Regions from separate parts of the Mus musculus genome. Here all the other regions are linked to region 3. Evidence: chromatin loops called from intact Hi-C (ENCODE). Cell type or tissue: heart. All regions are shown on one strand. Links, peaks and the distances in the headings refer to the core of each region. The heading gives the core; the rest is flanking DNA.

What was found. A loop is a pair of places that touch in the nucleus more often than their neighbours do. Peaks named below come from ENCODE experiments on the same cell type or tissue, not always from the same donor. Only the 100,000 strongest peaks of a DNase experiment are listed, where the experiment ranks them.
Region 1: it touches region 3 in a loop (2.0-fold over the local background); 2 of 42 quality-filtered maps call a loop at or near these places.
Region 2: a loop joins it to region 3, with 3 times the contacts of the local background. A loop is called at or near these places in 9 of 42 quality-filtered maps.

The regions. Positions count from the first base shown.
Region 1 is chr7:68,682,189-68,692,720 of GRCm38, reverse strand. No RefSeq gene overlaps it. Among named protein-coding and RNA genes, the nearest start is that of Arrdc4, 62 kb to the left of the region's middle. In heart, for the core only: no CTCF peak of the experiment used is centred there; no DNase peak of the experiment used is centred there.
Region 2 is chr7:68,818,334-68,828,865 of GRCm38, reverse strand. Gm34612 (a long non-coding RNA gene) reads right to left here. Exons shown (of 3, transcript XR_391570.1): 3 at 10,172-10,260. Among named protein-coding and RNA genes, the nearest start is that of Gm34612, 31 kb to the right of the region's middle. In heart, for the core only: a CTCF peak has its summit at 5,440 (motif pointing right); no DNase peak of the experiment used is centred there; H3K27me3 peaks cover 595 bases.
Region 3 is chr7:68,743,895-68,754,426 of GRCm38, reverse strand. It overlaps Arrdc4 (arrestin domain containing 4), which reads left to right and starts at 5,189. Exons shown (of 8, transcript NM_001042592.2): 1 at 5,189-5,658; 2 at 9,216-9,282; 3 at 9,498-9,645. The coding sequence starts at 5,361. In heart, for the core only: no CTCF peak of the experiment used is centred there; DNase peaks (open chromatin) are centred at 5,026 and 5,786; H3K4me3 peaks cover 2,336 bases; H3K27ac peaks cover 1,708 bases.

The DNA.
Region 1 (10,532 bases), core at 2,721-7,720, 61 kb after region 3:
GCCAGCACAGAGCAGCAACTGAAAGGAGTGAGTGGCCAGGAACCACTGATGTAATCCTATTTTCCCCTTTATCCTTATTTCCTGGGTAGTTGTCTCCATAATAATAATATTATGTTGTTCCACATAATTTTCAGGGGAGGAGTGAGGGGGTGAGGTTGATGGGGGTTAGCTCAGGACCTTCCACAGACCAGGCAAGTATACTACATCTCAGCTATATCCCCGGAATGCTTTCCTATTTTTAATTTTGAAACAAGAGCCTTACTAAGTTGCTTGAAATAGCTTTTGATAGCACTCTGCATAACCCAGGCAGGCCTTGAATTCAGGATTCTCCTGACTCAGTCTCCTAAGTGCCTGGGATGACAGGTCTGTGTCTCCAGGACTTGCTCTACAGACATCTCAAAGAAAAACATTCTTTAAAAAAGAAAAAAAGGTGATCCCTTGCTAAGAAAGACGAAAGAGAGCTGGGAACATTGATCAGTGGGTACAGATATACGTAGGCCCAAGAATCTGAGATTGATCCCTGTATCCCAGAAGGTGGCACAGGAGAACTGACTCTCACAATTTGTGTTCTGATTTCTATGACTGTGTTGTTTCATATGCATGACTACACACACACACACACACACACACACATACACACACACTACCACACTTAGTGCTGAGTCTTCATATGAACACTTACAATTAAATAGAAAAAAATCTTGACCTTAGTTCCCCAAGTATATTTTTTGTGTAATAGGAAGTAAAATTTGACATACAGTAATGTGAGACATCACTACACTCTTTTATTTAAGGAAATATTTTTATTTTTAAAAATTATTTTAAAAAGACATTCATATCCTTTCCAAAGTAGATCAAGAATATATATCAATAGTTTCTTGCCCTCAGAATATGCACCAGAGAGGAATAGCTAGGATTAGAGTTGAATGCACTAGTTATTTAAATACAGCTCCTTTCCTCTGACCACCAAGTACTAAACAGAAGCTTCATAGAGAAGGTGATTGCAACATCAAGCCAACATCAGCCCAACCCATTTTTATGGAACCTGTACTGGTATGTATAAAGAATGATCATCTATTATAAGCATTTATGAGCTAAGTCTCCATTGTTCTCTCTGGCTGGGAAAATCCTCAGAGCACAATATAACAGTACGTAAATTCAAATCCATTCTGATTGAGTCATTCTTTTGCTCAGTTCAGGAAAGAAAAAAAAAAGAAAAATATTAACCTGTGCTGTGTATGGTATTCAAGTTCAACATACATTGAGTTTATTGCTGAGTAACTGAAATGTCCACAGGACATAGTTAATGTGTTAATAGTTAGGGATATTTGACACTTAGAAGGAAGCTCCAAGAACTGAACAGTGTAACTCAGAAATCTTAGAATCCCCAGTGGAAAGTGAATTACAGAATCTGGCCACCATGCCTGATACAACTGGTCCCTCTAGGCACTATCCAAATGTGCATACATACATATATTCATACATACATACATACATACATACATACATACATACACACATACATACATATGAATGTATATACATTTATGTATATATACACATACATATTATATATACATATACACAAAACCACAAGAGATATGTATATGCATATATATCCATATATGTGAGACTTGATTTTATCTTTCTCACATCTTGAGCTGTTGAGCTAAGTGTGGGTGAAGGATTAAGAGCTCTGTGGCCTGTACTCTCTTCTTCCTCTGAGCCCATCAGAACAAGCCTCCAAGTCTCAAATGTATAACACTTTCCAGAGCGGTTGCCTTTATACTGCTGTCATGAGATGCCATGACCGAAAGCAACTTAAGGAGTAAAGAGTTTATTTTGGCTTGCCGTTCCTGGGAGTGAGAATCCATCACCGCAAGAAGACACAGCAGCAAATGACCAACCGTTGTCCTGGAAACCAGGATCACATCGTTAAGTGCAAGCACAAAGACAAAATGGAAAACAATTAATAGGGTATGTCTATGAATTGCCAGAGCCCACGCCCAGGGACTTCTTCCTGTAGGTGCTACTAGGTACTTAGGTACCACTTAAGCCTCTCCAAACTCTGTCACCAACTGGAGATTAATCATTCGAATATCCTCACTGAACCTATGACACTTCTCATTCAAAGGAAGGAACTGGGATACAGTTAGAAGATACTGGCCCAAAGACCAGCAGACAAACACCAAGTCCTATAGCTTCATGTCTAGTATCTTTACTTCCAAAGGGACCAAATGGTTCTGCACCCTCAGCTTTGATGCTTACACCACACGTCTCTCTTTTGGTCTGGTTCCATCCCATGCCTGCAGGTCTCCTTGGTGTCTATCTCATTTCCAATGTCTTCTGACTTCCACTGTAACACAGGCTTTACTTTCATATCTTCATGCAATAGCCTCTCACAACCTTTTCCTCTCTTGGGGGTCTTCACCTAGAGGCTCCCCTACCACTCACTGCAAGGTCCCAGCAGCTCCCTGAAACTGCAGAGGAAGAATTCATGACTCTTTCACTTTTATACTTCATGTCTCTAAGGTCAGCGGCAAATGGATGGCACTGCCAAGTTGAGCTGCTTGCTTAGGATGGAGAGTAGCCTCCTTAAGTCATATTTAGCAATAGCCCCTTTATCCAGTTGCTTTCAAGGAGCAGAAAACACTGTAGTAGAAAGCTTATCTGGGCAAGGTCTTTCTTATTGGCACCTCTTGTTTGTTACGGTATAGATCAGGAGTCCTTTATCTGTAATTATCTCCACAGACGTGGCTGCAACATTAATGTTCCTACTGTTCTTTTCCTCTACAAATTGTACATTTCTTATTTCTTTCTGCTCCGTTCGCCTTTTTTCACTGTAGACCTGCAGAAGTATTATCAATAATAACCACCCCACAAACTCAACATTACTTCAACAATCTTGACATTTCCTCTGCCCAAAACATCAACCCATTACTTTTACTTTCAGCCTTGTGCAAGTTTTCAGGGCATGAGAGGAAAGCAGGCATATTCTTTGTCAAACTACCACGTGAATAGCCTCTAGCCCAGACACTATTATCATTCCCTGCTGAAACTTCCTGAGCTGGTCTTTCACAAACCACACTGTTGTCAGATCTACTGTATTCCAGGTTCCTAATGGAATGGCCCTTTTGGCTTATATTATTCAATCACTTTTCTTGTCTAAACTTCCTAAGTCTTCCACGTTTCTCCAAAGTTCAACATTCACAGGGCCTTCATACTTCATTTATAGCAACAACATGCTACCTGGTATGAACTTCTGTATTACCTACTTTTCTATCGCTGTGATTAAAAACGCCATAACTAAGGCAACTTATAGAAGGAACAGTTTGTCTGGTCTTATAGCTCTAGAGGGGGTAGGAAGACATCACAGCAGGGAAGCACGGCAGCAAGCACCAGAGATTCCTTCCACACCAGCAAGCATGAACCAGAAAGAACAGGAAATAGCACCCTCCTCCAGGGACACACTTCCTCTAGCAAAACTGCACCTTCTAATCCTCACCAAACAGAACCACCAGCTGGGGTCGAAGTGTTCAAATACATGTGCCTGTGGGGGACATTCCTCAAATCATCACATAGCTCAAGGAGAGTCAGGAAGTTCATGTCTGGGAGTCTTATTAAAGGCTGTATACTCAAAGCAGTTCAGAAAGTATTTCATGTAATCATTACATATTAATTTTCAAAATCAGAGGCTCAACTCAACCAAATAACATAGCAAAGGCCATGACAGTGACCAATAGTGGGCCTATGGAGATGTCCTTCAGCCATCTTTCTCAGGAAGTGTGACCAAGCTGTTTTAGATCCATAGAGGTTATACAAGGTTTCCTCTCACCTGAAGGGCATTTTTGGTTTTCTCTAACTTCACTGTCTTTTAGGGTTTTTAGTTTCTGCCCACCTGATGTCTGAAATAGTCACTGTCACTTGCGTTCCTATTTCCTGAAGATGAGGCGGTTTCTATTTGCATTTTTATTTCCTGAGGATGAGGAGGGAGGGTCTCTTAATGCCCTTTTGAGTAATTCAGGAATTTTCTTCTATGATTTATTTGTTAATATTATTTGTTCCTTTTTACAGTGAAATCATTTGACATCATGTTGTCAATTATTGAATGGTCTGTTATACATAGGAATAAATTGCAAATACATTATGTGTGTATACTCCTTACACCCTGTTTTCTTTACTGTTTAAGAGTACAGAGATCTAAGTGATCATTTCCTATTTATCCTTTCATGACTTCTTTCTTTTTCTTTCTCCTTTTTTTTCTTTTTGATAGTGTTTTTGATAGTGTCTTAGCATGTAGTTCTGGCTATCCTTGAACTCCTGAGTTCAAGTCCAGTGCTGGCATTAGGGACATTTGTCTCCATATCTGACTCCAAGAACACAGAGCTCAATTGCTGTTTTGTTGATGTTAAGGATTGAGTTCAGGGCACTGAATATGCTAGGCATGCTGTCTAACATTGAGGTACATCCCTCTTTGTGTTTTGCTTTGCTTTGTTTTGTTTGTTTTGTTTTGCTTTGCTTTGTTTCATTTGTTTTGTTTTGTTTTGTTTTGTTTCATTTGTTTTGTTTTGTTTTGTTTTGTTTTGTTTTGTTTTGTTTTGTTTTATTTTCAGACAGATCTCATAATGGAGCCCAGATCAGCTTGAAACTCAGTCTTCTTGCTTCAGGGTGCTACAGTGACAAGACAGTCACTATGTCCACCTGAAAACATTTTCAAATTATCATCTGTTAAGTATTCCAAGCAAGAGATTTTGTTATGAGATTTACACACACACAGAGCATCAGGATGGGGGTCCGGGGAGAGAGGGGCTCTGTTGTTCTGTTCATATTCACACCTTTATTGGTTTTTCAATTTCTCATCTTGGGTCCTATTTGTACCTTTATACAAAGAAAACCTTAGTCCACCCCAACATCATAAAGACATTTTCCTACACATTTTTGTAAAAGAAAAATGTTTCTATTTTTACATCTTTGATTTTTATACTCTGGGGTCAATTACCATAGAGATGCATACACCATGTCCTTAGTTTTACCCCTTAGATGACCAGGAACTGCAGAGAAAATTTTTAATTAGTTCAAGCCACTCCCTTTAATTCCATCCTCTTACAATGTAGGGAGGAACTGCTTCTCTATATTTAGAAATTTCTTCCTTTCTGTAATGTGCCCAGGCTTGGATTGCCTGCTTGTGTTTATTTCCTGCTGATATACTCTGTGTATTTTGTAAGGTCGCTCTAATCCTTTTTGGAATGAGGTAAAGCATAAATAAATAAGAGCCCCATCTCAGGACCGCCTCTCTTCGTGCCAGAGTTTTCAGGCCTTGGGCCTGTGGGGACTCCACTTAATAAATTACTGATTGTGTGTATCCTGAAGGTAATGGAGCTTCCAGAGGTGCAGAACAAACCGCCAGAGAGTTGTTTAAGTACTGGGAAAATCTGGCCTGATACATTATTCCAGATCTATATTTATGTTCATGGCTTACAAAGCACCCCAGGGCCCTCTGGGATAAGGAAAGCTGCATGAATCTAAGAAAATATTATTAAATGGATTTATTTTGGGTTGCAAAAGAGTATGTGGCTCTCTGGAGAACCACTGGCGGGGAGTGAATTATTTTCCGCAATCTCTAACACTTGTCTTCTTAAGAGTCTCTCATTGAACCCCTGGTGCCCACCCTAATAGTGCCAGTTAATCCTGTTGCTATAGTTACAACAATTAATTATGTGCTTAACTAGCCTTACTGGTATATTGCAGCGATTCAATTAAAAACTGATTTTATTCTTATTGTATTTTCAAGATTTTTTTTCCATCCTTAAGCTTTGGAAACTGGCCACAATGTGGGTTGAAAGAGTCCCAAAGGTTGTTCAGTTTTCTGGTGGTGGCATCTTTGGCTAGAACGTGATGGGACATGGCACCATTGTCCTGACATGGACTTTTGCTACCAGAGCCAAAACAAACATTTGGAAGACTGATTCCAACAACTAAGTGAATCATAAAATTAATACCCTGTCGCCATCAGCTACTAAGAAGAGATTTAACCCCTCCTTCATTTTGGTAATGCATTTAAATATTAATGGGGATATGTATACAGTCCTAAATCAGTGGCTGTGGCAACCCTTGGTCTGACACACTGGAACCCCCACAGTCCTCAGCAGCTGTGCCATATGGTGACAATTGCCTGAGAGGCCAGGCGGACTTAGAGGCAGAGGACACATCAGAGCTTCAAAGTGACTGAGACTGGTATCTTCAGGGATCTGTAGTTGGATCAGGGGAACACCTGAGGGAAGTAAAGTTTTAAAAAGACTTCTTTTTATTTTTATTTTTTGAAATTAAAGAAGGTATCCCATCCAGAGAACTAACACTCCTGCTCTGTCTACAAGTTTTAAAGGAATTTCTCATTGCCATGGCCCCACGACAATGACAGCTACTGATGAATTTGGACAGACTAATCCTTTGATTTCTCAGATACAGAAATTGAGTCTGTCGAAGCACTGAGCTCCTCTTCATGGGGTCTGAGCTGGGTGGCCCAGCCAATGTCACACTTGACTTCCTCCTCTCTTAGTTCTGACTCTTTAATTCTCTCAATTTCTCCAAACACCCATTTGCTCTGCCCCCCTTCCCCTGATGACCTCACAGTGTCAACCGAGTTCCAGTCTACACCTTTTGGAGAGAGTATCTAAGATCTAGCCTTGTCCCTCCCTCATCAGCCTGGACCACTTTCCCTCCTTGTTCTCCCTTCACACTTCTGTGTCTTCAGAAGTGCCCCTCTTCTTGGCATCTTTCCTTCTCAGCCTCTTAGCTCTGCCACAGGACCCACCTTTTCTTCTGCCAGCTTTATTTTCCTAGACTCCCTAGAATTACTCTCTCACCAGGCTCTTACCCTGGCCTCTTATCACACAATTTCACGGTCAGCACTCCATGTTGTGGGTAGACAGCTGATGAGGCCAATGTTGAGTGCAAATAAAACAATTTATTCTTTGCCAGAAGCCAGTCTTCGGATTTGAGAAGAATCTTCAGTGTATACAGACTTCCTCCTCAGCTTGCCACATAGCTGTGGTCTCATAGTGTCACCCTCTTTCTCTAGGACTCAGAGGGACCTAGGAATGCTCTGCCATTCTCCTTAGCACAGAGTTTGTCCAGACCCACTGGAGTCTGGCATTCAGAACAACTCTTCTGTTGCTTCAGTTAGACAGGGCATCCACCTATGCCCTTTATAGACAGGTCCTGTCTTAGGTACAAAGTCAATGCATGACAGGCACTGAACGCACTACATTTCTGTAGCAGAATTTGCTTCTTTAAAATCAGATTTTTTTCCTGCAGCGTTCTCCTAACTGAAAGAAATCCTTCTGAAATGGTGTGTGTGTGTGTGTGTGTGTGTGTGTGTGTGTGTGTGTGTAAGGGAGAGGATAGATTGTTTACATATGCACTCACAGAAGGAAGACTGTTTTAGGCCGTATTGGGATTTTTCTCAGTAATTTAAGAGATATTTATTAAGTGTCTTATATCTGCAAGGCACTGTGTAGGTGTAAATATTATCTATCTCCTAAATAAATATTCATTAAAGAGTTCATTTTAATATTCATTAAAACAAGTAGATGAATTATTTACTCACTTGGGGGCCATGATGAGCTCTGAGAAGAAAGCAATACTTTTTGTTTCTTTTGTGTCCCCTGAATGTGTAATGAATGTTTACTGGGTGCTGGGCACCAAATGGGGCCGAGGGATACAAGCTAAGGAATACTTTAGGCAGTCAATCCCTATGGAAGCAAATCAGCATCTGATGATGAGAGCAATAGGTATCGGAAGGCAATGGTTATGAGCTACATTAGTTTGGCTCGGTCTTATGTAAGCCAGATACTGATCGTGTGCTGGCCTGCCTAAAGTAGGAAGACCCTAAGGCCACTGTAGCTGGGAGATACTTCCGTTGGGGTCCTCCTAGGAAACCTACTGGTTTCTATTGCAACCATACACTTGACTGTGATTTTTTCTGATATGCCGAGAGTCCCTCACCTACCACATACACATACCCTTTCAAAAACAAAGAGATGCTCAGCCGGACGGTGGTGGCACATGCCTTTAATCTCAGCATTTGGGAGGCAGAGGCAGGCAAATTTCTGAGTTCGAGGACAGCCTGGTCTACAGAGTGAGTTCCAGGACAGTCAGAACTATACAGAGAAACCCTGTCGCAAAAGAAAAACAAAAAACAAAAAAAACAACAAAAAATAGCACTAAGCTTCAACATGTAAGTGGGTAGGGCCCCTTTGCATTGCCTGTTCTCATTCCGTGAAAGTACTTTTCTCTGCAACAGTCCCTTTGGCTAACCTTATCTCTTACTGCTGTGTAATAAGTTTTCTGTAGTCTACACTCTATGGCTACACCATCTTATTCCTTCCCAGCCATCTCCTGGGATACCAAGCCACAGCTCAGCAGAAGGGACCTCATCCATGGGTCATCCCAGACTCATGGTTGGGATTGGCTTAGTGCTGACACTGCCTAATGGTCTGTCTTATTGCCCAAATAGCCCTTCTGTGAAATACTGTATCCATATTAGGATTCCCACCCTGTATTTTATCTGTTCTACCTCTTGACACATGTGCTACAAGCCAACCTGGGTTCTCAGATATTGGGGGGTGGGGCTGGGCTGGGGAGGCTCTTCTACTTTCTCTCTCTTCTTTCTCTGCAAAAGGCATTGCCCACCTTGTAGTACCATCTTGGTCCACTCTGAATCAAGTGTTGTCAAGTCAGCCAGGCTAGCTACTTACTCTGTTGCTTTATATATCATGAATTGTTTCTCTGGAGGCTCCCTGGTCCTTCACACAACCGCACCCCCATTTCTTCTTTCTCTACAGTTGCAGACTGCTTGAGTGAAGTGTTCCTATGACTATGACTTAAGCCAACCAAAGTAGGTGAAACTTTGCACTTTGGTAGTATAAGGGAACTTCCTTTTTCTCCCTCAGCTTTTTTAAGGGGAGAACTACCTGTGTGAGTTTACAGATGGCCTGGCCTGCTCTCAAAGACCTGGATCAGAGGATGAAGTGAAGAAAAGGTGTCACTGGGACCTGAATGACGTTCCCTTATGTCCATCTCTATCTTCCTGCATTATAATTAAAACATCAAGATCCAGGCAACTTGTAGAAGGAATTTAGCCCACTTAGTTTAATTTTCTTAGTCTGAGAGTCCCAGAGCACTGGAGTCCATGACGGTGGAGACAGTGTTGTGAAAGACAGCAGAGCCCAGGCATGACTGCTGGAACAGGAAGCTGAGGCCACAAAGCAAAGGAAGCAAATAAAGTAAGAGAGACTATTTAATGTCAACGCCAACACAGTGAGGCCCCCAGGTGACATACTTCCTCAAGCACAGCTAAAGCTAAACTTCCTATAGAGTGCCACCAACTGGGGGGTCTGATTGTTCAAATGCCCAAGCCGTGAGATATTTTTTCTCATCCAAACCACAATGAGAAATAAGTAATAAAGATCGTATCAGTGTTGGCAGAGTGTAGTGACACATGCTTTTAATCCTAGAACTCAGAAGGCAAAGTCAGGGGTAGGGAGATTTCTATGAATCTGAAGCCAATCTGCTCTATGTAGTAAGTGCCAGCCACGATTACATAATGAGACACTATCTAAAGACAACAACCACCACAACAGAAAGGTTTGTATAAGGTCACAAGGTGCAGCCCTAGTGTGACAAAGTTCAGTATCTTTGGGTGAAGAGACAGAGATGAGGATTTGCTTAATTTTTCTCCATGAGAGGACATAGTCTACAAGCCAGGTGGAACATCAACACCAGAACCCAAACTGTAAAGGGCCCCAATATCGACTTCCCAGCATCCACCATCCAGAACTGTTAGGAAATGGATCCCCATCAGTTAGATCTCCCAGACTGGGACATTCTATTTTGGCTACAAAGCCACACTATCGAATAGACTGCTGGTCAGAAAGCAAGGGAATTTGGGGACCACACAGATAGAAACACTAGGCAAATCACACTGAGAAGCTGAGAACTTGGTAACTGCTTGTTCCTTGAGACTGCTGCTGCAACAGTCAGCTAGAGGCAGTTGCACAATGGCTTCCTCTCACTAAAGCTGGCAGGCTACTTCAGCACTCCTAATCAGGTGCCAGAAACCCCGGAAGATTCCTGGTCCATAGTCCATAATGAAAACTTGGAAACGCTGGCTGGTTCCGCTGTCAGAGATGGAATCAGCAGCAGCAGGAGGGGAGGCCAAACAAGCAAAATGCAAGATAAACTTCTTTCTGTCACGCCCTTTTAATTAAAATCTGGGCTGTTACCAAAGGGCGCCACTCACATTCAGAGTGGGCGTTGCCAAGTCAGTCAAACAGTGAGCATGGTTCTTCAGCTGAGACTCCCTCCTCAGGCTCAGAAGACTAACTTGTAGCCAGTTGACATTAAAATCAAACATAATAGGGCGTACAGCTTTGTGTTTTATTTTATGGTCTAATTAGCACACGCAGAATTAGTTTTCGTTGTGGCGTTTTCAAACAGAATTTGTTCTTGCCGATTCTCTGCTGCTTTCTTCT
Region 2 (10,532 bases), core at 2,662-7,661, 75 kb before region 3:
GACACGTTTTCCCTCGGATGTGAAGAATATGGCCTCTTTGTAGCATCTGTCCCTCCCGCCTAATTTTTTTTGTTTTGTTTTGAATAATTTAGCTAAATACTTCATTAGTTGTGTTTTAAGTGCTTATGCTTCCAACTAATGAATTGTCCAAATCCCCGTCATCGGGCCTCCACCGCAGTCATTAGAACCTTAATTGCCAAGCAGCTGAAGTGATGCCTTTTGTTTATTCTAATTGCTATTAGGAAGATGCACCAGAATTATTTGTAATTTATTAGTCACATAAAAATAATGAGGAATGAATAAAGCTCTTTGCCCTGCAGTGCAGAGAAAGCATGTTTAAGCACGGCTGCTCTTGGTAGCTCTGTCTCCACCCAGCATTGCCCTTTTCCTACCTGGTAGGGCACATGAGGCTCTCACAGGTCGCTTACTATGGCTCCACTGGAGACTCTTGGACAGGACCTGGTCATCATCATTACAACCTCACACTGAATGAATTAGTGCATATTATCCACTCCTGATGTCACAGTACCAACCATAGGCATACAGTTTACCTATTGTGTTCAGGACCAGGGCCAGGGGCCAGGACTTCATTGCCTATCATCCAGAACTACTGAACAAATCGCTCACTCAGTAAGATGCCTGCCTTGCAAACAAGAGAAACTGAATTCACCCAGACCCACTACCCATACCCACTTTTAAAAATAGCAAATCCGAGTGTTGAGGCTTATAATCCAAGCACTTGGGAATTAGAGAGTGGCAGATCCCTGGAGTTCTCTGGCCAGCCAGCCTAGTCTACTTGCTAATGTTGAGGCTAGCAAGAAGGACTGTTGAAAATTAAAATGTAGAAGAGGCAGATAGCAGGTGAGGGATGACACTCAAAGTGGTCCCCTGGTCTACACATGCAGAAGCACACACATGTGTGTACTTGCACATACGAGAACACACACATCTGGAATAGCTCTACTTAAGTGGAGGTGGCCCAACATTATGTACAGGAGATGCATAAAACAAGATGCCTGTCTGATCAGATAAGTGGCAGTCAAAGCAATTTGGAGAAACAGTAGACCCTAAAACAAGATCTAGAGTGGGTTCAGATAGAGGATGTAGGTCCATTTCCTTATATCAGCTATAAAACCACCTATCCACCCCACCCCCCCAGGGAATACCTATTTTCATTCTGTCGACATCATTGCTGACACTAACAGTGCGCACCAAGATTTTCCTTTGGGAGAACTGAGTTGCTATCAAGAACAAGGTTCCATATGCCTCTGTTCCACAGCTAAAGCTGAAAATCTCCATGAAAACAGACATCTGACTTATAAGGGCTTCCCATTCCAGCTGAGGAGTAGAGCACAATTAAGAAGCCCAGTTCCCTTCCCCCACCCCACCCTCACCTCCTGACCCCCATTTGCCCTTTTCTTGCAGTCCTTGCAGACTCTCCAAAGAATGTGCCTCGGTCATGTGCCCTAGAGCAGCAAGACTTGCATCACTTTTCATCAAACTATGAGAAAGGGTGGCAGCTCTTCCAGATACCAGTGCATTCATACCCCATGCTTTCTGGATTTGATTAATTATTTATAAACTATTCTTTATAAAGAACATGTCCGGGGCCTCCACAGTTTACAGTTATCATCCTAGCCATGGTGGCCCACACTTGGAATCTCAGCACTTGGAAGGACAACATAAGCACATCTCATCTTTCAGACATACACACACACACACACAGAAAGAGAGGGAGAGAGAGAGAGAGAGAGAGAGAGAGAGAGAGAGAGAGGCATGCACGCAGTGTGCTCACATATGCACACAGACCATAAAGAAATAAATAGAGAAACTAATAAAACTTTATTACCTTTTCATTATTTTTAAATTTTTCATACAATATATTTTGATCCTATTCTCCTCACCCAAGTCCTTCCAAACCCTCCCCATGTCCAATGATAGAGGCTTCTTAGACTATGCACATATACAAAAGGAACTTAAATGGAGTTACCATGCGTGGTGATTTAAATGAGAACAGCTCCCATAGGCTCATGTGTTTGAGTAGTTGGTCCCCAGTTTGGGAAGGATTGGGTGTGTGGCATTTTGAAGGAAGTGTGTCACAGAGGACAGTCTTTGAGGTTTCAAAACCCACACGCCATGCCTACTGCATGCTCTGTTTCTTGCTTGCTGTTAGAGGTGTGAGCTCTCGGCTCTGCTCTGAGCATCTGCCTCCACTCTGCTCTGACTGGCTCCAAGCCTCTGGATGATCACAGAATAATAGGACATTTTTAAAAGTCTAAATCTCTAGAGTCTTTTCCCTAGTGATGGGGATCAAAGAGAGGACTTTGAACAGCAAGGGCAATGCTCTACAACTGGAGTCCTTCCCTGCTTTCAGATTAAACGGAAAAAACAAGAAGCCAAGAGTATTCAGAAGCCAGCCTAGTCATCCCTCCCTCAGCCTGCCATGCTCATGGATAGCAAGGGTGTCTGTGAATGCAAGACCGTGCTTCCCCTTCTAGGTTTCCTTCAAGCTCTCTGTGCAGAACGCCTGCTCCTTTATTGGTGTGGGGCAACTCTCCCATCAGCTTCCACTGAAATCAGCTATGTAGAGCTCAAGACGCTACAGTGAGAACTTTCAGCATACACTGAACTCCCTCCCCAGACACATCCTACTTCAGTTGGTTTCCTTTTGGGCTTCGACGCAAAACGTTTACGTCCGTCACTTTTTTTTTTTTAAGATGTATTTATTTATTATATGTAAGTACACTGTAGCTGTCTTCAGACACTCCAGAAGAGGGCATCAGATTTCATTACAGATGATTGTGAGCCACCATGCGGTTGCTGGGATTTGAACTCGGGACCTATGGAAGAGCAGTCGGCGCTCTTAACCACTGAGCCAGCTCTCCAGCCCCTATGTGCGTCACTCTTGACGACATTAAAACATAATAGATGACAGTAAGCATGTAAATGTTGTGTTTGGTTCTGAGACAGGGTCACGTGTACACCAGACTGGTGCTGAGCTCACCATGTGGCTGAAGATTACTTAGGCTTCGGATCCTCTGCCTAAGTACTGGGATAATGGGCACGCATAACCACAGCTTGTTTGCTCAATCCTGGGCTCCAATGCCTGGACTGACTTCCTGCATGCAAGGCTAGCACTCTTAGCAACTGAGCTACAACCCCAGCAGGACTGTTTAAGCTGAGGAGGTATTGCAGCTAGGTAAACTTATTTCTCAGCGTAGGTTGTAGCTGAGCATCTCCCCATCACTGAGCTGTAGCTAAGGAGGCAGATACTGACATTTTGGGGGTTGACCGTGAGAATTCTATCGTATAAGTGTAAGAGGGGGTGCTGATGCTAAGGTCCTGATCACAAATTGGTTCTTGATTTGTCAGTAAAGAAAGCTGTGGGCAAATTGCTGGGTGAAAGGTAGAGTCGGGACTTCTGGGTCCCTGGAGGCAGGCAGAGGGGCATGAGGAAAGAAAGGGATGTTTTTGCCATGCTTTGAAGCAAGAAGAATACAGCAGCCATGTGAGGTCTCAAGTGGAACTGGGGCTAGTAGCCACTACTACAGGTGGGTGGTGATGGATGTTTGGCTGGGGCCGGATGGGATTGGCCAGTGACATTTAGGGCAGGTGGAGAGACTGAGTTAAGAAATTGAAACGTGCACGCTTTTCCTAGCGGGAGATAGTAGTGCCCAGCAACTGTGCCAAGAAGGCAAATGGTAAAGGAGCAAACGTGTGTGTGTGTGTGTGTGTGTGTGTGTGTGTGTGTGTGTTTTATCCACATATTCAAGGGAAGCTTGGAGGTGGCTGGTAACAGCCCACTTCCTGGAGTAAATGTGGTACTGAAAAAAACTACATGCAACCTATCAAGAAAGTTCATTTGGTCCTTCTATCATTCCAGTTTCTTGTCTGGAAAGAGGATGTAATTCGAGAATTTTAGCAATTTTCTTGGATTATGAAGGAACACGGAGGATGACAGAGGTCTTCATTGGAGTTTCTATGGCTGTCAAGAGACACCATGACCATGGCATCTTTTACAAAGGAAAACATTTAATTGGGACTGGTTTACAGGATCAGAGGTTTTGTCCATTTTCAGTCATGGTGGGAAGCATGGTGGCTTGTAAGCAGACATGGTACTGGAGAAGGAGCAGAGAGTTCCACATCTGGTATTGGCAAGCAACAGGGAGAGAGAGAGTAAGCCATTAGGCCTGGCTTAAGCTGTTGAAACTTCAAGCCCACCCGCAGTGAAACACTTCCTCCAAAAGGGCCACACCTACTCCCACAAGGCCACACCTCTAACAATGCCACACCCTATGAATTTATGATGGGCATTTTCATTCAGACCACCACAAGAGGCAAGGACAAAGGCCTCAGAACAGGAAGTCAGAGACACTCTGCTCCTCTCCTGCACTCAAAGGATTGCCACGCCAGCTCTGTCAAAGTTTTATCTTATAATATGACTTGCAAACTTAAAGCAATACCTCTGGAGGCTAATGCAACGTAAAGGAAAGGGGGAATTACAGAAATCACACACCCAGGAAGCAAGGACCATGTGAGAACATTTCTCTGGACAAGTTGAGTCCAATGTCATGCTCCTGATTGCTGGACAGCACCTCAAGACAGCACTGAGGTACGGTATGTGGTCCATGCTCTCCAAAGCAAAGAAGAGCCCAAGGGCCAAAGAGAAGACGTCATCACAAGCTCTGTTCGTGCAACTGGACTTCATCGTAACAGTCATAGACACTGCAGCTGGCTTTAAGGAAACGACTTAGAACCGCCTCTCCAGCTGCAGACAGGAAGACAAAGCAGCAAGATTCCGCAAGGCCTGTGGAACCTAGCTGGAATCCAGGTGAGGCCCATGGTAGCCTGACCCAAGAGGGAGCAAGGTTCTGGAGATAAGTGGCAGAGCTTGCCAGAACCAGAGTCAGGACAAGGAAATCAGCTTAGGTTGGCTCATGCTGTGTCTTGGATCCCTCGGATCAGGACCATCTTATTTCTTATGTTAGACAAGCTTTGTATCCGTGCCTGTGGGTGTGTGACTATGCTAGCCTGGGCCCAGCTGTCCCTTATGAATACATTTAGAATAGTTCTGTCTCCACAAGGCTGACACATCACATGAGAGGTTAGCACCCAATGAGAATTAATTTGCTGAGAAATTTTCCAGTTTCCTGTGTAGGTGGAAAGCAGCAACAGGTGAATATTGAATAAACAAGCACATGACAGAGACCTGACAGGAAAACAATCCCAGCCCTTGTCCAGTCTGAAATGCATACTTCTCAAAGAGCAATGTCAGCTTAGAAGCTCTTCTGAGGTTTAGTGTATGGAGACCTCTGCACACAAATAAGCAACATCAGTATAAAGAGAAAGGACCATGTTACAAAGAAGCATCCAACTGAATACTAAGTGCAGGTCGAACTGTGCCAGCCAACAGGCTGCGCATATGCAGTTACAGTACTGGCCACAAGAGGGCAGTCTAACACGTTCGCGCCAGAAGCAAGGCAACAAACAGGAGGGTGAGCCTAAAGGCTTGAAAATGACCAACACACACCCTCTGCCTGGGAATTCTCTCAATAAAGAAAAAAGTACACGGAGTACAAGCGAGGGTCTCATCTATACCTGACACTAAGCTTTAAGAGTGAAGGTGAAATTTATTTAAATCTACAAGTAGAATTAAGTTATGATGGAGCTACAGGTAGAAAAGGTAGACTATAAACTATTTTCATTTAAAAAAATTAAGGTTTAATATAAACACCAAACAGGAAACACAGGCCTGTGTATGGATGCACAGTATGCTGAAAGGGGAACCACCGAAAAGAATTTAAATTAACTTTTCTGCAATTCCTGTGCGGTTTGCTTCTGTTTTTGTTTGATCAGGCAGACTTTCTAGGAAGACATAACTGAGATTTATAACTTTAAAAGGCTACACAAATGAGGAGCAATGGACAGCATGAACAGCCAGCTCCTGGACCTGAGGTAAACAGCAAAATAAACCTGTGTTTCAGATAGATAATAAAATCAAGAGCAGAATTTTAAAAAGGAGAAATGGGGAGTGGATGAGGAAATTAGGCACTTTCTAGGAAACATGCCAAATGCAAAACTGACCTCAGAAGAGGCAGAAAACACAAACGGAATAATAAGAATGGAGAAATCAGTAGTCACTGTGAGATTTATGAATGAGTTACATTCCTATGACCAAAAACAAAAACAAAAACACAACAACCACCACAAAAATAACCATGTAATTTGTTAAAAGAATAGTTTTGTGCCAGGCAGCCTAGTGAAGAATTTAATCCCAGCTCTCTGGAGGCAGAGGCTGGTAGATTTCTGTGAGTTCAAGGGTCAGCCTGGTCTACATATTGGGTTCCCAGGCCAGCCGTGGCTATAGACAGAGGAAAAAACAACTTCAGTGACGATGATAATGTTTCCTGGAACAATCTTGTCAAGCACTGATGAGAACCTGGAATCAATCCTTAGCACCAAAAGAAAGAAACATAAAAAGCTGGGCAGTGGCGGTGCATGCCCGTAACCCCAGCACTCGGGAGGCAGAGGCAGGCGGATTTCTGAGTTCGAGGCCAGCCTGGTCTACAGAGTGAGTTCCAGGACAGCCAGGGCTATACAGAGAAACCCTGTCTCAGAAAAAAAAAAAAAAAAAAAAAAAAAAAAAGAAAGAAAGAGAGAGAGAGAGAGAGGGAGGGAGGGAGGGAGGGAGGGAGGGAGGGAGGGAGGAAGGAAGGAAGGAAGGAAGGAAGGTTAAAAAATTAAAAAGCAAGGTTGAGAAAACTAGGTATATGTGAGCTCCATTGTATCAGATGTGAAGATTCAATTGCACAGTATGACAGCTTTCTGGTGTCAACAGTCTGGTGGGGCCTGGGGAGAGCATTGCAGGGCTTAATACTGTGGTTCTGGAGCCAGACTCTTTGGCCTTGAATCCCAGCTCCAGGGCTTTGTAGCTAGCTGTGTGACTGCCAGCCGTGTCCTTAGCTTCTCTTTGTGTGCCTCAGTTTCCTCATCTGTAACTTAGTAACAGTGGAGAACTTATAAGAAGGGGCTGATTCATACCAAGCACATGAGAACAGTACCCACTCATCTTAGATGCCTACAAAATATTGCCCACGGTGATCTTTGATACATGCAGGTGCCGCTTGGAGTCCAGAAGGGTTCAAGCATATCCCCAAATCAGCAGATGTTACAGCCTCTTATTTAAAATGGTGCCATGCTAGCACAGAACCAGCACAATCCCCCTGAACACTTTCAGTCAGCCTCAGTTTGGTTATAATGTCAAATACAAGGTGATGCTCCTGTGTAAGTAGTTGTTATTGTGCCTGGATCGAGGACTAGTGATGATACCATGGCTTGTACCTGCTTAGTACCAGTAGGTTTTTTGATTTTTGGTTTTTGGGGGAATGTTTTGTTTTGGTTTTTTGGTTTTGATTTTTAATCCTAAGTTTCTTTGGCTAAACCCATGGATACAGAGGGCCATCTATGTTCAAACAAAACAAAAACAAAAAACAAAACAAAAATCAAGAGAAACAAACAAAAACCCCTCATTATGCCTACAAAAGCACTTCAAGCAGTTCTCCTGGAAGGCTGGGGCCAGGGGATGCTGGCAGAGGAAGTCTTGCTGCAATCTCTCTCTCTCTCTCTCTCTCTCTCTCTCTCTCTCTCTCTCTCTCTCTCACACACACACACACACACACACACACACACACACAAATTGAAGACCTAATAAGATGGCTGATCAGGTAAGAGACCTTGGTGGGCAACATAATGACCTGAGTTCTAATACCCAAGCCGTGGGAAAAGCCAGGGTGGTTGCATGGGTGCACTAACACCAGCACTGTGGGTGGCAGAGACAGGAGGATCTCCAGGGCTTGTTGAGAAGCAGTCTAGCTTCAGGTTCAGGGAGACACACTATCTCAAGGAAGTAAAGAAGGGAATGATAGAGTGGGGTCCTGTGGTCCTCCTCTGGCCTCTGTACATGTGCATACACCATCTAAGCATGCATGCACACATACAGACAGGGAAAGAGAGAGAGAGAGAGACAGACAGACAGACAGACAGACAGATAGACAGACAGACACAGAGACAGACACAGAGACAGACACATAGAGAAAGACATGGAGACAGAGAGAATGTTAGAAGAGTTCTCCATCACTACATTAATATCTTCCTGCCATAGCGACTTTCCTTGTAGGTTTCCAGCAGCCCTCCCTCCCTGCTTCTGGAATGAGGATCGTTCAGTTTGTTCCCAGCTTCCTCCTCTGGTCAACGTTGCCATACACAGCCTCTGCAGATCTGGCTCTCAGTCGCTTTTCTCCATTTTGCATGCTTTTTCAGGATGTTTTTATTTTACAATGTGAAAGAATGCTTGAACCAACAGCAGTAGGAACAGGAGGAGCATTAGGCTGCTTCCCAACCGCAAGATGTGTTGACAGTCCTGTCTGATGCTTAGCACAGGACCTGTAAGGTGCTTCGGTAGGTGAAGGAGCAGCCCAGAGGTCAAGTGTGGAGTTCAATCCCTAGTTCCCACATGGTGGGAGAAGAGAACCTAAAGCTGTCTCTGACCTCCAAGTGCACACTTTGGCACCCCCTTCCCCACCATATTAAATTAATTGATAGATAGGCAGAAGTGTTTAAAGATGTAATATAGAATAAGTCAAGTGTGGTCGTGTATGCCTGTAACCCAAGCACTGTGGAGGTTGGGGCATAAAAGGTACAAAAAAAAGACAAGATAGTGAGTTTGAGGCTAATCAGAGCTACATAGCTAGATCCTGTCTCAGAGACAGAGGCAGAACTTGTGAAGGGGTTCAGGCAATCAAAGAGGGGAGGTCAGGCCACTGTAAAGCTGAAGGAAAGAAGCCCTGAAAACAATAATATGTTTCCCTCAGGAGACTTGCAAATTATAAATGTACATTTGTGGTCTGCTTGAATGTGTCTATATCATGGCACTTACTGCCGATGGGAAGTTTAGGGGCAAACTACACCTAATTTAAACATCATGAAGAAGAAGCCTGTCCCCTGGTGTACCTGGCAGTGACAGACTATGGGCCTAGACAGATTCATCGCCAGGAGCTACCTACCGTCTGTCCTGTGTCCTTCCTTCCATCATTACCAAGGGACGCTAGCCTTTGTGAATATCACCCACAATTCAATTCTTTGTCTCTTTTCTAACAAATATAGTGATGAAAACCTGCCCTTCAAGTAAGGAAATTCTCTTAGAGAAGTGGGATAGTATCTGTCTATCTCAGAATTTTCATGTAAGTCACGATCCACTGTTTAGACCCAATGGAAATCACAGAGAAAATGTGCAATGTGCACACACTCACACACACACACACACACACACACACAAAGACAGACAGACAGACAGACAGACAGACACCGACAGAGACAGAGTCAGAGACAGAAGAGAGACAGTGATAGAGACAAAGAGATAAGAGAAACAGACAGACACCGACAGAGACAGAGTCAGAGACAGAGAGAAGAGAGACAGTGATAGAGACAAAGAGGTGAGAGAGAGAGAGAGAGAATGAGAGAGAGAGAGAGAGAGAGAGAGAGAGAGAGAGACCTTCCTTCTGGAGATCCCTCAGTTAGAAGGAAGGTCCCTTGACATTCTGTCCTATCAGGAAAACAGAGATGAGCAGTGCAAGTCTCCCTTACTAAGTACCAAGGCAGAGGGTTATTTTTGTTTAATGGTACTGTAATGAGTTCCTCCTAGGAATAGATAACTTAGTTTGAGAAGAAAATGAAATACATACATACATACATACATACATACAAACATACACACATGCATGGCCAGTCTTGAGTACCTTCTGCTCATTGTGGTCCATAGGTTAACAACCTCAGCATGAATATCTGTGAAAGAGTGGGCACACAGGAACATATTCTTGACCGTCAGCACAGGGTTCTAGAACTTTCTGGCATAAAGCACTCATCTTCCTTCCTCTCAGTTCCTCACCTTACTCCTGATGCTTCCTCATTTCCCTTTGACTGAGCCCATCCCCCCTGAGGAACTAACACAAAAGGTAAGAGAACTCTGAAGGTTGTGAAACTCTTCCTTGGAAAGTAGTCACCTAGTCACCGAACTGATGGTCGCAGCTCACTCTTGTGGAAATTTCTCTTAGAGTGTGTTCCTCTGGTACCCAAGGTTATCGTACCCGAGCTGGGCTGAGCTAGAAATTCTTACACAGAGCACTTGGCATGTCGGCAGCACAGGATGTTGGTGCATTCGAAAGCCATCTCAGTCATCTTTCTTTTGCCATTTTCTACTTGAGTCTGGAAAGATAAAAACACAAACCTCATGTTTGCTATACTTGGATCAATGCAGCATAACTCAGTTCTGATCTCCATAAGTGAAGTGGGCTGAACCATTCAGAACCCTACTGTAGCTGGGCTGCCCTCCAGAGATAAAGGCTAGCAGAGCAGGTGCCCTAGAGAAATTTAAAGATTTAGCCTCTGCATTGATGAGCCTCTAAATAAATGACATCGGCCATCCCTCCATCCAGATTTCTTGCGCTGTGTGCAACAGAAATGAATTCCCTGTTTCC
Region 3 (10,532 bases), core at 3,120-8,119:
AGACAGTGAAATAGATAGGATGGAAGCCAATCAAGGAGGTGAAAGACTGATATAAAGTACTAAAACACGGAGGAACAATTTTGAACAAAACACTATCCTAGAAGAGGAAGAGACATTTAACACAAAACAGATCAAAGATTTCAATACAAACCTGAAACTTTGATGCTACTAGAAGAAAACATGCATGAATCAGAAACACTTCAAGATACAGAGCTGAGCAACACCTTTCTAAAAAGAATTCTGACCACTCAAAAAAAAATGATTAGCATGGGCATTGCATGCTAATAAAAACCTTCTACACAGCGGTCTTTGTGAGCTAGGCTGCATTAAATCCAAATCACTCTGAGATTCTATCTTACTACAGTCAGAATAGCTAAGATCAAAAACTCGAGTGACAGCACATGCTGGCAAGGATGAGAAACAACGGGAACACTCTTCCATTGCTGGAGGGAGTACAAACAAGTTCAACCACTCTGGAAATCAATCTGGCGGTTTCTCAGAAAATTGGGAATACACACACACAAGATTCAGCTATATGTTCCTGAGCATATACCCAAAGGATGTCCCACTATACCACACGGACATTTGCTTGACTCCATTCATAGAAGCTTTATTCATAACCAGAAACTGGAAACAACATAGACACCCTTCAACTGAAGAATGGATATAGAAAATGTGGTACACCTACACAATGGAATACTACTCAGCTATGAAAAACAAAGGCATCATGAAATTTGTAGGCAAATGGATGGAATGTCATCCTGTGTGAGTGTAGTGGCTATTCCTGGTTGTCAACTTGACAATATTTGGAATGAACTACAATCCGGAATTGGAAGGCTCACCAGTGACCCTTATCTGGAGGCTTGGAGATCCTTATCTGGATCTTGGTTTGAAGATCTTGAGCCATAGTGGCTATGGATTCCAGAAGATTGAATCTCCGAGTTAAGGAACACACCTTTAATCTGGGCTATGCCTTTCATCTGGGATTAAAGGTGTGGTGGAACACACCTTTAATCTGGGCTACACCTTTTGCTGGAGACAATATAAGGACATTGGAAGAAGGGAGTCTAGCTCGAGCTCTTGCTCCTTCGCCTGCTTGCTGCGTGAGACTGAGTAACTGCTAGATCCTTGGACTTCCATTCACAGCTGCGACTGAACAATTGTTGGGAATTGGGCTGCCGACTGTAAGTCATCAATAAATTCCTTTATTATCTAGAGACTATCCATAAGTTCTGTGACTCTAGAGAACCCTGACTAATACAGTGAGGTAACACAAACTCATAAAGACATACACGGCAGGTACTAACTTATAAGTTGGCATTAGCCATCAAGTACAAAATAACCATGCTGCAATCCAAGACCCAAAGAAACTAAGAAATAAGGAGGGCCTAAGGAAAGGAATGATGTGCGACTCTTACTCAAAGGTGGGCATAAAATAGACATCAGAGATGGACAGAGGAAAGGAACTGAGTGGGAGAGGGGGTAAGGAGGGAACAGGGTTGGGGATCAGGTGTGGGCAGAGGTGATGACTGGAGAGGACTGGGGGTGTGAATGGAAATCAGTGGGGGCATCTTTCAAAGTAGCTGGAGACATGGGATGAGGAGGACCACCAGGAATCAATGGTGGTGATCATAACTGAGATTCCTACCAGCAGAGGATATGAAGACTGAAGTGTCCACCTCCTGTGGCCAGGCAGGACTTCCAGTGAAAGGAGAAGGGCATCAAAGCACCCACAAAACCTTCTAACTAAAATTTGTCCTGATTACAAGATATGCAAGGATAAAGATGGAGCACAGATTGAGGGAACAGCCAGCCAATACCTGACCCAACTTGAGACCATCCCATGTGAGAAAGCCAGCCCCTGACACCATTAATGTTACTCTGCTATGCTTTCAGACAGGTGCCTTGTATAACTGTCTCCTGAGAGGCTTCATCCAGCAGCTTATGGAAACAGATGCAGAGACCTACAACCAAATATCAGGCAGAGCTAGGGGAGTCTTGTGGAAGAGTGGAAGATAGAAGTGACAAGCAAGAAGGATTAAGAACACCACAAGAAGACCTACAGAATCAACTAACCCAGGGCCATGGGGATTCACAGAGACTGAGCCACCAACCAAAGAGCATGCAGGGACTGGATTTAGACTCCCTATACATTGATGTAGATGTGCAGCTTGGTCTTCATGTGGGTCCTCTAACTATTGGAGCAGGGGTCTCTGACCCTGTTGCCTGATATTTGATCCCTGTCCCCTAGCCAGATTGACCAGTTGGGCCTTAGTGGGAGAGGAGGGTCCTGCTGTAACTTGATGTCCCAATGTAGGGTGGGCCCAAAGAGGAGAAGGGGAGGGGGTAATAGTGGAAAGAATTTGTAAGAGTAGGGCATGGAGGAGAGGATGGAGTGGTCCTATGATCAGGATGGAAAGTGAATTAATTAATGAAAAAATAATTCAAACAGCAGAACACCAAAACAATATAATCTTATCAATAAAAGAGCAAATGATTAGTCCTGACACTTCTAAACAGAAATATAAGTGACATACACACATAAGCACATACACATGCAAACACACATCATAAAGTTTTATGTGTGTATTTCTGTGTTATGTGTGTGTGTATACATTACACTAAACTTGACATAACGTTTTATATGTGTGTATACATATGCATGTGTGTGAGAGAGAGAGAGAGCAAGAGTGTGTGTCTATGTATGAACATGTTCATGCCATGCTATGCATGTGGAGGACAGAGGACAGCTCGCAGGAGTAGTTCTTTCCCTCTCACCTGTAGGTCCTGGGCCTCAAAGTCCAGATGGTCCAGCTTTATGGCAAGTGCCTTTACCTGCTGAGTCATCTCACCAGCCCCAAGAACTACATTTGCTAAACTGCTCTTGCTCACACATCCAGGTGCCTATAGTCTAAAATCATTACTGGCACAATCATTGCTGGCACAATGACTCGTGCTTATAAATGCTAGCACTTAGGAGAGAGAGGGGGTCTGGACACCTGAACTACCCATATTTACTTAGTGTAAACCCTGTCTCTAAAACCTAAAGGTTGGAGATGTGGCTTAGTGAGAGAGAGAGCTTGCCTGCTTTGCAAAAAATCTTAGGTTGGATCTCCAAACCTAGTAAAACAAACAAGCAAAAAACAAACAAGCAAAAAACCAAAATCTTGGTCTCTGGTAGCATGGGATGCCATGTCTACAGTTCTGTCCTGGTGCCAGTCTGTGCATGTCAGTGAACTTTCACCTCTTTCCTAGACACTTAATTTTGAGGAGAACATCTCTCCCTGGAGCCAGTGGAAGATCAGTAAGAGGTCCAGCACTATTCATCTGTCTCAAAACCGGTGGTTGTGATCCATCATTCAGTGTTTGTTAACACACATTGATTGAGTATTGCTTGCTTCTGTGTTAGATACAAAAGGTTAAAAAACAATGCATGAGAGCAAAGTCTTTGTCCTCAGTGGGGGCAATAAACACCGTGCAAGTACATGTTTAAGATCAAGCTGTGCTGTGAAGGAAAGGAAGCAGGGACCATTATAGACACTGTGATCAGGAACCCAAGGGTAGTATTTCGGGACCCCCAGGGCTGGATTTATGGCTCTTTTTACTTTCTTTGAGAAGTGTTAAAGAATCTTTGGACACCCTAAAGCCTTACTAAAGTTACAGTGTTCTTTGAGGGTGTGACTCCTGGCAGGTCAACCATGCTGCAGTGGATGGCCTCTGCTCAAATGTATGAGCAGCACAGATAGAGCACCAGTGAGCTCTATGACAGCAAACCACACTTTAAATTAAATCAACAATTTTGAAAAGAGGACGTGAAGTTAGAATATGGAGGTAAGTATGCGTTTGGAAGGAGTTAGGGGAGGAATGGGGGTAGAATATGAGCAAATATACTGCATGCATGCATGGACTTCTTCAAGAATAGAAATATTATACAAATGAATAAATAGATAGATAACAATAAAAATGCCCGTGTTGATCATCTAAACTCAAAAGAGTGCAGTAAAACAACCTATACTTTCAGAGCCTTGGAAAGAAAATATCCTTCAGTTTCAATTTTCAATTATCAAACCTTGATAACAGCTTACGCACTTAGAATTTTAACGAGGGGAAATAAAGGATTACAAATTGATAGACAAATAATTACACATATTTAAATATTCTAGATACCAAAAGGCTATCTAGAACGGTGTGAATTAAAAAGAAACCAGCAAGAAGAGCTGTGGGTTTGGGGAACAAGTCACGGAGACAGCTGGGCATGTTCTAGGACTATGATCCCGGGGTTACGAAATCCTTTTGGGTGGGGCACTTGTGTGTCAAGTATCGATCTTTTTTTCCAGACATAATATTTGCACACTTTACAACTTATGCATGTATATAACGACCAAATAGAGTATTATTCAGTCAATAATGGAGTCCTTCTGTTTGCATCAGCACCAATAAGTGGCAGGTGCTGTTTTAAAACCACGACCTTATTTAGAGGCAGAAGAACCAGAGACGGAGTCTGGCTGGACTTCAGCAACCAGGAACAGAACTTCTCAGGACAAAAGCACTAAGAATCACAGCATTCTTCCAAGACATTGGCTCTCAGCTAGTACAGGAATTCTGTCTGAGACCCAAAGAGGTGTGGCTCAGAATCATGAAAGTTAGCAGATTCTGATATCTGCTTTAAAGTTCCAAGGCAGCCAGCATAAAGCGAGACTCCTGAGTTCCATTTTCCAAGAAACCTTTTGCTGGGCACTCTGCAGAAGTAATCTTAAACTGGGCCTGCTGCAGCCACAAGTTCATGTTCTAGTACAAACTACTCTAGCCTCTCTGAGCTGGAAAGCCCGCCCCCACTATAACCATAGCAACGCTGACACCAATGCGCCGGTGAGCCGGGAACCGCCCCCTCCCTAACAGATATTGTTTCCCATCCTCTGTCCACATGGGCGCACTGCCTCACTATTGGTCTGTGGCCCAGGACTGTGCCTTGCTCCCACCAATAAAGGTCCTGTGCACGTGCACTATGGTGTCTCCCGATTGGTGAAGCCCTCCTGATCACGCACCACCGTCCTGCTCAGCCTGGTGTGGGGGCGCCAATGAAATGACTAAGTGGCCATGTACAGCCAATGGGAAAGAAGCAGGTTTCGCGACTGGCCAATGGCAGTGCTCTGTAGGCGGGCCGTGTCAGCCCCTTTCCAGTCCCAGTGGGGTGTGTTAAAGAGACAGGGCCCCAGTGCGGGTGTTTCACCCGGCTGGGCGCTGTGGCCGTAGTGGCCCTGGGTGTGCGGCCGGCGCCCGTGACAGCAGCGTCGCGGAGCCGGCTACCCCGACCTGGGGCCACTGCGGATCTTGGTGGCAGAGCCGCATCGCCTGGCGGAATGGGAGGCGAGGCGGGAGCCGATGGTCCTCGGGGCCGTGTCAAGAGCTTGGGGCTAGTGTTCGAAGATGAGAGCAAGGGCTGCTACTCAAGCGGCGAGACAGTGGCCGGGCACGTGCTGCTGGAGGCGGCAGAGCCGGTGGCCCTGCGCGGACTGCGCCTGGAGGCCCAGGGCCGTGCCACCTCTGCCTGGGGCCCGAGCGCTGGGGCCAGGGTCTGCATCGGTGGGGGCTCTCCCGCAGCCTCCTCAGAAGTGGAATACTTGAACCTGCGGTTGAGTCTGCTGGAGGCCCCAGCTGGTGAGCTTGGAGATCCCCAGGGAGGGGGGCGGGAAGGGGCGCGTCCCTGGGTGCTGGGTGGCACTGAGGGAAGCTTCTGGAAGGGGAGTCATCTGCTGTCACGGGGGAAGGGCAGGAGGCCAAGCCTGTGCCCCTACCTGGCTTCTAGGAGGAGGCCAGACCCTTTTGTGTTGGTGTGTACCTTTGAACTTAGCTTCCTGCGATCTTCTAGTAACCTATTACAGAATCGTTGCCATGGAAACCCGCCATCTGACTGTCTGGGTTCTAGGTCCTTCCTCACCTGGAGGCATGGAAGGTGGAATTGGTGACATTCTGTTATGTGGTGCCCAGAGTTTGATGGCCTGCTGCTCCTGCCTGTCCTGGCCCTAGACACTCCCGGGTTCATGATGATTTACAGAAAACTAAATCTTGGGAAAAGGGAAGTGGTACTTGGGTAGTTCGAGAGAAGTGTCTCCTCACTGGGGAACATGAATCTCACTAAGAGCCATCCATTGCTGTAGCTCCCCTTCCTCTTACCTCTCCCCATTCAGAAAGGCCTTTGCAGACAATGCCTGCCATCTGGGCCATTTCTGACTTTTCCAGAAGTGCCCATGCATATGTATGTTGGGTTCATGTGATTGCATTTCATCATGAAAATGCTAGTAACCGTGAGTCAGTCTTCTCTCAGTGGAAACTATTGTAAACTTCTATCTGTCTGCCTCATCATCTTGGACCTATCAAATGCCTTAAGCTTACTACCTAGTGCATCGTATCCTCCTGTGGAGAAGTACAATGGTGTCCAGATAAATCCTCAAATATGTGCCTAACGAGAGCTGTATTTTGGATAATGGGGTGTGGCAGGTGAGAGCTCTACCTGCTTTAATGTCCTTTCCTCACTGTGGATTCCAGGAGTCTTTTCTCCCAGTGATTAATAACCAACAAGGATGTTAAAGGTGGCTGACTGGAGGGAAGGCCGTGGCAGCGAGAGGTAACCAGGTTTCTGTTTAAGATTCGGCCCCTGCGCCTGTAAGGATGAGAACTGAACGCTGCTTTGGTAACATCTGGGCTAACAAATAGGTTTTGACTCACAAGTAAGATCTTGTTGCTTTGTTCTAATGAAACAGCTACATCTAGACAGCTGCCAGTTTTCCTAGAATGTGTTAGCAATGGTTATAGTTTGCTTAAAGTCAGCTTTTATTTAAGGAGTGGGGGAACATTTCCCCCACATACTTACAACTTGGAAGAACTTAGCAACTTGACACAGATTCTCAGGGTCATTAACTTCATAAACTAGTTATCATTCAATGACCTAGGGTGATCTTTTTTTTTTTTAAATAACTGTTGACCCCTAGGATCTATTTTAAACTGTTGGATCTATGTTTTAAAAATCTTCCCAGAATATTCTTTAAAATTATTATTCTTATTGAGCCACTTACTATCATTGTGCCTGAACCACTTCAAGTCCTTATGAAAAAAGATCGTGATAGAAAGACCTAGACACCTCGGCCGAAGAGATGGCTCAGCCATTAAAGGCTAGGCTCATAGCCAAGGATATAAGAAAGTCCCAGGGACCAAAGCAGAGAATTAGCTTCAGTTCATAGGCACCCACCAGAGTGTGACCTTACACAGCCCCTCTCGTCCCCTCTACAATGTTTCTAGATCCCAGGGCTCATGAAAAGGTTTCATGAAAAGCTCTGGTTGGAAGGGCTTTGGTGGATAAAGCAGCTTCCTTTAACATTGTAGCCCTCAGTGGACAGGTGGAAACAGTGAGAGCCATAAAACAGAAGCAGAAATGGCCACACCTTACATCTTCTGAATGTTTCTAATTAAACATAAAAATTAAAAAGAGAAAGAAACCTTTTTACTCGGTATTACAGCGTTTGTCCGTTTCCTCAAATTGGTTTTCTCATTTGAAGTCCTGTAAGGCCTGGGTTGGCTTGCTTCTTGAGGGGCTCTTCATCTCTCTTGATCACTTTTTAGTATGCTAGCAACTCTACATGCCCGTTCCCTTCATCCAAACTCTACCCGCTCATCTGTATTCTGGTCCTCAGCTCCCAGGCCCACCATGAAGTCTCAGGACTTCAGGACTCTGTAGTCTTTACTTGATGCAGATATCCATTCCCCTTTCCTCCAATTGTTCTTTTGAGGACCGAAGTATTCATCCTCATTATCACCCGAGCTTGCCATTTAAGTCCAGTAAATCCACACTGCTAAACATTTGTGTGCACTTTGTCATGTGTCACATGGCGATCACACTCTATCTCAGCTCTGCGGGCCTAATGAGCCCCTTGGAAGCGATAAGGTACAGAAGTGTCCCTTGACTCCAGGCCTCTAGCTCTGCTGAGACCCTCCTGAGGCTTGTGTGGCCGTCCACTCCTGCACGTAGGGAGCCTCTGGGATGCACACTGCATCACACCATGTAATCTGAACCTGTGTTCTTCTGACTAGTTATTGTTCACGTTGCCTTCAGGTCACCAGCCTGTGATGTCTTTCTTTACAAAGTGGACCCGAGTTCCTTGTTTCTCCTTAATGTGAAAAGTAGAGAGAAAGGTTTAGGAGACTCGTTGAGTCAGTGATGCATTCTTATTCTCTAAAGGCACAGGACTGAAATACTGCGTTGTTGATAAGTCAACCAAAGAAACCCATCTTGTTAATGGTTTTGACCACATAAAGTAGAAACAAATTCAGGTAGCAAGACAAATTCCGGATCAAGTTGTCTGCCATCTTTTCTCATCGGATTACCTCCACCCATAATGTATAGCTTTTATGATCTTGAAGGGAAAGTCTGTCACATGCCATAGGGAGCCACTGACCAGAGTGGCAGCCACGGGCTCCACTCTGAATCCACATTAAACAGATTGACTATGGAGATTCATCATAGCTTCTGCTGGTGCTTCTGGTCTTACGCCATCCATTCCTGGACTTTGGCCATTGTTCAGTAACAAATCCGTGCATGAAGTTGAAGGATGCTATCAGGAACAGGAGAAGGGAAACCCCATCACTCTCAGTAGAGCTAACGGGTGAAGAGCTGGCCCTTGCTACTTTGGCTGTTTTGTTTATAACTATTACTAACACTGTTAACAAGTTTTCTACCTCTGTTCAAAGAATACATAGAATGAATATTGTAGTGTAACTAAAGACATGTAACTTGTCAATTTGTTGTAGGTACAATTTAATGTTGATATCTCATGTTAGTAAAATTAATGTATGTGTGTATACATGTGTCTGTATATGCACATATACTGTATTTATTTATATATTATATATTACAATACAATATATATATATATCATATGTACATTTTACACACGCACACGAACTTTTGGCCCTAGATAATACTTTATGATAATTGTATAATTGGTCATTTTGTAGATAAAAGGGGTGTGTGTGTGTGTGTGTGTGTGTGTGTGTGTGTGTGTTGTTTCTTGGTAAAAGACAAATTCTAATTTAATTCTCTCAGTCTGCTTAATGTACTTAGAGTGTATTGGCAGGAAAACCACCTTTTAAAAATGGCTTAGATTGTGAGAACTCGTGATTTACTGCTGGCCTTCGTTAAAATGCAGTATGGTCTTTTTCAGGTGAAGGTGTCACCTTGTTACAACCAGGAAAACACGAGTTTCCCTTTCGCTTTCAGCTTCCGTCTGAGTAAGTGATGCTATGTTTTCCATTTCCTCCCCCTGCCTTACATCCATTATTTGAGCACCCGGTGTTCCCCAACACTGAAGTGTGTGTGCCAATCTGTGGGACCCTCCCTGTGCTTATTGTTCTTTTCCTCCTTAGCCCACATTTTAACGGGTGCTTTTCCTGGCTCTGAATAGCTGAAAATAAGCTCATAGAGCAATATCTTTGGTTTATTTCAGACCTTTGGCAACATCGTTTACTGGGAAGTATGGCAGTATTCAGTACTGTGTGAGGGCTGTTTTGGAACGACCCCAAGTTCCAGATCAGAGCGTCAGACGAGAGCTCCAGGTTGTCAGTCACGTGGATGTCAACACACCGCCCTTATTGGTAAGCTCTGCCCTTCCCTCCTTTCAATAATGATGCCTGCATTTAGTCACTGTCCGCCAGTTCAGGAAGCACAATGCAACCCATAGGCGTTCCCTATAAAGATATGATTCTAGGTTGGGCAAATTACAAATTGTGTGTATTAATGCTATTGATTATATCCCTGCTGTTCAGGGCTGCTTTTGCCAAAAAGTTACACAGGCTTGAAATGCATTAATGAGCCTTAATAACAATAATGCAAAGAAGAGAGGGGTTACTTTACCAGCACGGCCATATTCTCAGGACTGTGGCATTCTAAACTCTCCAATAATAGCAGGTTGAGGAGCAGTAATTACGAAAGAGTATTAATCACACTCAGCCTATTATTGAAGCCCAGGCCATTATGCTATGTATCCCTCCATTCTGCATGTCATTTTCTAACATTAAGTAAGTGTGTGCAGCTGCTGCCACAGCCCTTTCACTTACCATTCCTTATGACAGATTTGGCCACATTAAGGCATTGAACTTCTAATAATCATCAGGAATACTGTAGGCTGGTAAGGAGGATCAGGCTATAAGGAACAACAGAATAGGCAAGATGGGGACTAATGAGCTACATTCTTTTATCTGCACCCATATTATCAAAATAATATAAAATTATACCTTCTACTTTCATGAAAGCTGCTAGGACCAAATGGGTCTTCATTTAAATATGAATGAATGGTGTTATTTTTTACTTCATAGATAATAATGCTGGGATCACTTAAACTTCCCATCGTCCCATCAAGACACTGATGTGGGAAAGATGTGGGTTTTACGATTAGATGTTTCTTTTTCTAACTAATATTTTTAAAGACAAGGGAAAAGCTGGGAGCTAAAAGTTTGTTAGTTCTTATTTTCACAAGAAGTAG